Linked DNA regions of Mus musculus: region 2 is linked to region 1. The links are chromatin loops, found by intact Hi-C in ENCODE. Cell type or tissue: left cerebral cortex. All regions are shown on one strand. Each heading gives the region's core, and the rest is flanking DNA. Links, peaks and the distances in the headings are about the cores only.

What was found. Peaks named below come from ENCODE experiments on the same cell type or tissue, not always from the same donor. Only the 100,000 strongest peaks of a DNase experiment are listed, where the experiment ranks them.
Region 2: it touches region 1 in a loop (2.3-fold over the local background); 2 of 42 quality-filtered maps call a loop at or near these places.

Annotation. Positions count from the first base shown.
Region 1 is chr7:132,334,626-132,337,533 of GRCm38, forward strand. No RefSeq gene overlaps it. Among named protein-coding and RNA genes, the nearest start is that of Chst15, 19 kb to the left of the region's middle. In left cerebral cortex, for the core only: no CTCF peak of the experiment used is centred there; DNase peaks (open chromatin) are centred at 1,637 and 2,291; H3K27ac peaks cover 549 bases.
Region 2 is chr7:132,473,559-132,476,466 of GRCm38, forward strand. No RefSeq gene overlaps it. Among named protein-coding and RNA genes, the nearest start is that of Gm35147, 9.2 kb to the left of the region's middle. In left cerebral cortex, for the core only: a CTCF peak has its summit at 1,721; a DNase peak (open chromatin) is centred at 1,719.

The DNA.
Region 1 (2,908 bases), core at 317-2,816:
TAGAAAAACAGAATCAAGAAGGAACTTCTGCTGGAGAGAGCTATCAGAGGATGTGTGCAGCACAGAGCAGAGGCAGAGGCAGGACTTCAGAGCCCAGACCCACTATCATCATGGCCCAGAGACATCAAGCAGCATCCGGTGCCTTATGTCCTACTCGTACATCAGCAAAACAGTGGATCCTGGATTTGCAAAACTCATTCATGCATGTGAAGGCATTTCACAGTCTATGAATTTTACTTATGGTTTAATAATATTTATTTAGTTCCTCCCTATTCCAGCACTGATCTAGGTGTTAAGGTTTCAGCCACAAGTAAAACAGATTGAATCCTGACCTCAGAGAGCTGGAAGAAGGTGCTAAGTAAGCAAGGTGCATAAACACAGACATCTCTCCACATCCTCTAGCTCTTAATATGAGAGGACTCAAATACAGATTGAAAATATTTGAAAAGTACTGCATTTGTATTGAAACATGTGCAGACATTTCTTCTTGTCATCGTTCCCTAAACAATACAACATAAGTATTCACGTAACACTTACAGTATACTGGGCACTATAAGTAATGATTTGAATGATTTCAGATGTAGGGAAGGATATACATAGGTCATATGCTAGTAGTATAATGGAGCTGATGTAGAATGGGGTCTTAGAGACAATTCCTGGTGGATATCAAAGTATATTATAAAGTATGTCATGCTAAGACCAAGTCAATGAGGGGGACAATTAATCAGAGAATAGTAAATTGAAACAATGAGACCACAAAGATTGACAGGAGCGCACAGACAGAGTCCTCAAGAAGTGTAGCTCTGACAGGAAGCAGATGAGCAGAGTGTGGACGGAGCGGAAATGGAATCATAAGATGAGTTTTGGCCTATGAGGGGAAAGTACAGCCTGTTTGAATAGCTTTGGGTATCTGTTAACCCACAAAGGAAGAAAGCTTCAGTTCAGAGGAAGTCAAAAACTGCTAGAAGAAGATCTAGAAGTCAGTGAGAGAAGGTGGGATCTGGCATCACAGATTAGGTCTCATCGAGCTGCAGGGACCTGTCCACAGTGAGAGGAGAGATTGTGGGGGGAGGGGCAATAAGGGAGGGTGTGGGGCAATCTTAGGTGGCTTTGTGTTTTCACTGAAGTGGGTACAAGGAAATGGGATGGAAGTATTTGTAAAGACCAGAGAATAGGAGTGTGACCGAATTGTGGGACCATAGTCCAAAGCTCAAGGAGAAGCCATACAGTGCAGGCCTCCTCACAGGCCCAATAGATTACTGAATGCAAGAAACCAATAGGTGGGGAGGGAGGTTCAGATACCAGCTACAGCTTTGATTGAGGTAAATCTGCACTCAAGCATCTCACTTAAGAATCCCCATCTGTTATGAGGCCATGATTCATTTTTTTATTTACAAAGCATACCTGGGGCAGGGGGGGGGGGGAGTCCACCCAACAAACCCATTTTACAGATAGGATAAAAAAAAGACTCAATAAGGAGGAAGGCTTTCTTAGTAGACATATCTACAGCATGGTGAAGGGACCACTCCTGCAATTTCAAGCTATCAGTCCAGGCTCCCATCTTAGTTTTCTGTTTTACTACAGATGGTTTATGAGCCACCTGCCACGGGTGCTGAGAACTGACTCAGACTCTAAGAGCAGAATGTACATGCTCTCTACCACTGTGCATTCTTCCCAGCCCCCACCCTTGTTCTAGACGTTCTCACTAAGAGTCTCATTCATCCTCCCCAACTTTCAAGTGGAGCTGATGAATTAGCAGGGTTCAGCAATCTGACCCTTATCCTGACTGATCTGGAGACTTTCCGGAGGATGGAGAGAGCTTGCTCCTCAGGGTGGGCATCATGACCCCTTCCTTCCCACTGTCCTCCTCGTTCCTCCTCGTGCCCGAACTGTCTCCATGTGCAGCTGGGATCAGGCTGCTATTATCCCTGGGTTCCTAACTTGAAAAGTGGAACATCCCTCAAGCAGGCTTTTTTCTTTCTTTCTTTTTTTCTTTCTCTCTCTTTCCAGTGGGAACCCAGCTTGCATTTATAATTTGATCACCATTAGCACACCACTTTCAGAGCACTTTGGGGATTTTAAAGTGACTGCTCTAATTGCCCCCGGATCAGCCCCCTGAATACTTTTTTAAATGCTAATAGTCATATGTTCCACCGAGAATTTGAAAAAGAAAATGAAATCGTACTTTTATAAAAATTACTCACTGCTACCCTAAAAACACATTCCATTTGAGATTTCCTTTCAGTTCTGAAGACAAGGCTGAGAGGGCGTGGGAGTAGGCTGAGCCAGACCTGCTGCAGGAGAACACCACAGAGGCACGGTTTCCTAGGTGGCATGGGCTCCTGAGCAGCCCATTCAGGCTCCCCTTCAGATAACAGACTTGGCTCTGATCCACCCTTGATAAAATCAGCCCTTCAGTAAAGCTGCTTCAGGGGGCCTCTGTGGCTGGGGATACAGAAGGCAGATCTATTTTCCTCCATATCCCTCCCAGTCACTTTCATAAACAGCCCCAAGACACCACCAGCCCAGGAGGCTAAGGCTCCTTCCCACCTCAGCGCTTGGCTGGCAGAGACTGAAGCTGAGAGGAAGCCAGAAGCTGCCACTGTGCCCCAGTCCCTTCTGGGGCCAAGGCCATGTATTTGATAATTCAGCCCCTCCTTGGATGACTTAGTGGGAAGCTGAGCTGAGGAGGCTCTCAGTTTGGAGACAAGTCCATCTCTAAGCCAACATTCTGAAGCTCCCGGGCCAGATCCACTTTAATGAAGGGTGCGCGGACTAGACGGAGAACCGGCGTGAGGTGGCTCTTGCAGGGACCACTCCCACCCTGTCTCAGTAGCCCAGCTGTGACCCAAGCTGGGATTCCATCTCTCTGTATCCTTTTAATTTTCCATCAGCCACCACCCGACAA
Region 2 (2,908 bases), core at 250-2,749, 140 kb after region 1:
ATAAAGCCAGGGTCAGAGTTGACATATTTAGACACCTCCTACGTCCCTGAACCCACTCTACCTCATTCACCAAGCTTACCCCAGGATCTAAGAAGTTCTTAGTCTAACACGCTTGATAACATTAGCAACGCTGGTGGTACCTTGGCTTGGGATCATGACTGGCTCCAAATGGCCCTGTATCAAAGGGCTTTGAAGAACCCACCTTGCTCCTGACACACCTTGCTCCTGACAGACACAGGGGCATGCCAGAGCCTCACTCCTACCTGCCCTGAACCACTTTCCAACAGGAAAAGCTTTGAAACTAGCGTTTAAACACCAGCCATCAGAGGCCCATCAGCTGTGGACCTCAACCCCAAGGAAACATGGCGGAACAATGGCAGAACCAAGCTACCCTTGGCTCCTCAAGGGTCCCTCCCTGCCCAGATACACCCTCCCTAAGCCCCACCCTACAAGATGATCCTGGGTCACAGCACAGCAGGCAGTTCCAAATCACTCTTGTAGCCTGTACCCCCAATTCTCTAATGCCAGATCTACAGCCCTGGGGTCTCATAGCCAGAGGAACTAAACCCTGACAGGAGGAGGCTACTGTGGGGAGGGAATCTAATCACTTAGGAGCACCAAAACATAATAGGGAACAGGGCCTTCATGCCCTCTGCTAATGTCAGAAGGTCTGGGAGTTTGTGGCCAGGCAGAGGCCTGAGATCCAGGACCCAGTAAGGCTAAGAAGAACCAGGCAAGAACCCCACTCAGCAGGAACTGCTATAAACTGTCAAAGGCAGCTCAGGGCTCTCTGGGGAGCAGTCAGCAGGGAACCTATCTGACTGAGTCCCTGTCTGGTTCCCCTCCATCCCTTCTCTCCAGATAGCATCCAATGAGAAGCTGGTCACATAGGGACATCTCTCATGCCCTTTCTTCCTCATTCTTGTGTCTAAGAGGCCATCAAGTCCCTTGGACCACTTGTCCCAGGAACTTTCCCTATAGACATTCAACTTCCACCAAAAGGTCCAGAGCAGCTGTTCTCTGAGTTATGGATCATATCTTGCAGGCCAGAAATCTAGACAAGGCAGAGCTGGACAGCTCATTGCTACCCCACAGTGTAGGGGCCCCAGTTGGTGGGACCCCAAAACTGGCATCTAGAGTCATCTAATCTGTTGCTGTCAGTGAGGGCCTTAGTGAATCCCCTGGGTATGAGTATAAGGCCTTCCTGCAGCCTGGCTCTGTCCAGCCTGCAGCCACATGGGCACAACTCTCTTTCTTTGAGTGTCAAAGTGGAGTGTCCTGATTGACCCAGGGCGTAGCCTCTGACAATTATTGCTTCTGCAGCAGTTTGTCCTGAAGGAGCTGGCCCAAATCCGAGGGGAGCAGACATCAACACTGCATCTTATTAGGAAGTGTCAAAGACTGTGTGGACATATTTCTGAGCCACCCATCAGCTCAGAGGTGCCTCAGAGGTGCCATGCAGCCTTTGCCCTCCTGACTGCTTCCTCGGGTCAGCTACTTGTCTCCCAGAAGACTTGGTCCTAGCCCAAAGGCTGGAAAAACAAACTCATGTCGATCTGTCTTCCTCCAGCCCTGTCCTTCCATGCCATCCATCACCAATAGGGAGGTTCAGAGCATCAGCAAATTAAGAAGCTCTGGAACCCACAGCCACTTACCAAAGCAGGACATAAGCTTTAACCACGGGAGGGGCAGCATTGGTTACTGTTCCTATAGCGCCCTCTGCCTCCGCCCCAGCCACATTACATACAAAATCCTCCATGCCCTCCTGCTCATGCCCTGTGTAGGCTAGTTTCCTAGCCTGAAGTACTCCTTCTTCTTTCAAAGGAACCCTAGAAAACTCATGTTCACCCTTCAAAACCCAGCTGCCATGTCACAGCCTCTGTGGTGCCAGCCTCCTATCCACGTATGAGCACAACACAGGTGTGGGTCTTAATCTTGGTGGTGTGATGGAATCTTGGTCACTGTCCTAGCTAACCCCATCCTGGCTCTCTTTGGCTCGGTTGCTTGCCTCCTTCACCTGTCCTTTCCAGTCACCTTGGATTCCAGGAGCAAAAGGACTCGTTGCAAAGCACATCTGTAGCAGGCAACTGAAACAACACCAAGCAATGGGGAACCTGCAAGACAGACTCCTCCCAAACAGGGGCAATTGTCAAAGCAGGCAAGGCTGGGCTGTGGAGCAGAAGGCATTATCTCATGACAAGTGGAGAGCCCCAACCTCAGCCCCAAGCAGTGACAGACTTCTCCAGGCCACCTTGAGACACCAGAACCAAGCAGATCCCACCGGCCAGAAATGCTTAATTCTTTGGACCTCTTGCCTGCCTGGCTCTACAAATATCCAAGGTTCATTGTTGGGCCCTACTTGGCCTCTGTTTGGGCCTTGAAGACAAACCTGAGCCTAGTTTGATTTTCGAGAACAGTCATTCACCTCCACTTGAAAATGACTCAACATGGCATAGATGAAATTGCCTCTGCCTAGCCACCACTAATGTCTAAAATTTTCATAGGCCCTGTGAAGTCACCCCATATCCTTCATCATCTCACACCTCCCCATACGTCATCTCACCCCATACCCCTATCCCCACCTCCTTGCCCTGCCTATATAAGCAAATTGCTGCCACATTAAATCGAGTCCCTGCTTCGACAAGATTCCCAGCCCGGTGTGGTTCCTCTTGGGACACCACTCACCATCCCATTCAGACCCAGAGAGACCGGCTCTCCTCGCAGCTATCTGCCAACAAAGAGCCCACAGTTCATGTCAGGGATCAGTTGACCCCTTTAATATTTGTCCCCATGTGGCCACACTGAGTAAGCCTCCTTCCTCCCTGTTTCTGGCTGTTGTGATCTCTGTAATTGGCATATTGCCATAGGTAGAAGAGTCAGCTATTGGGACCGCAGGAAGCAGGATTTT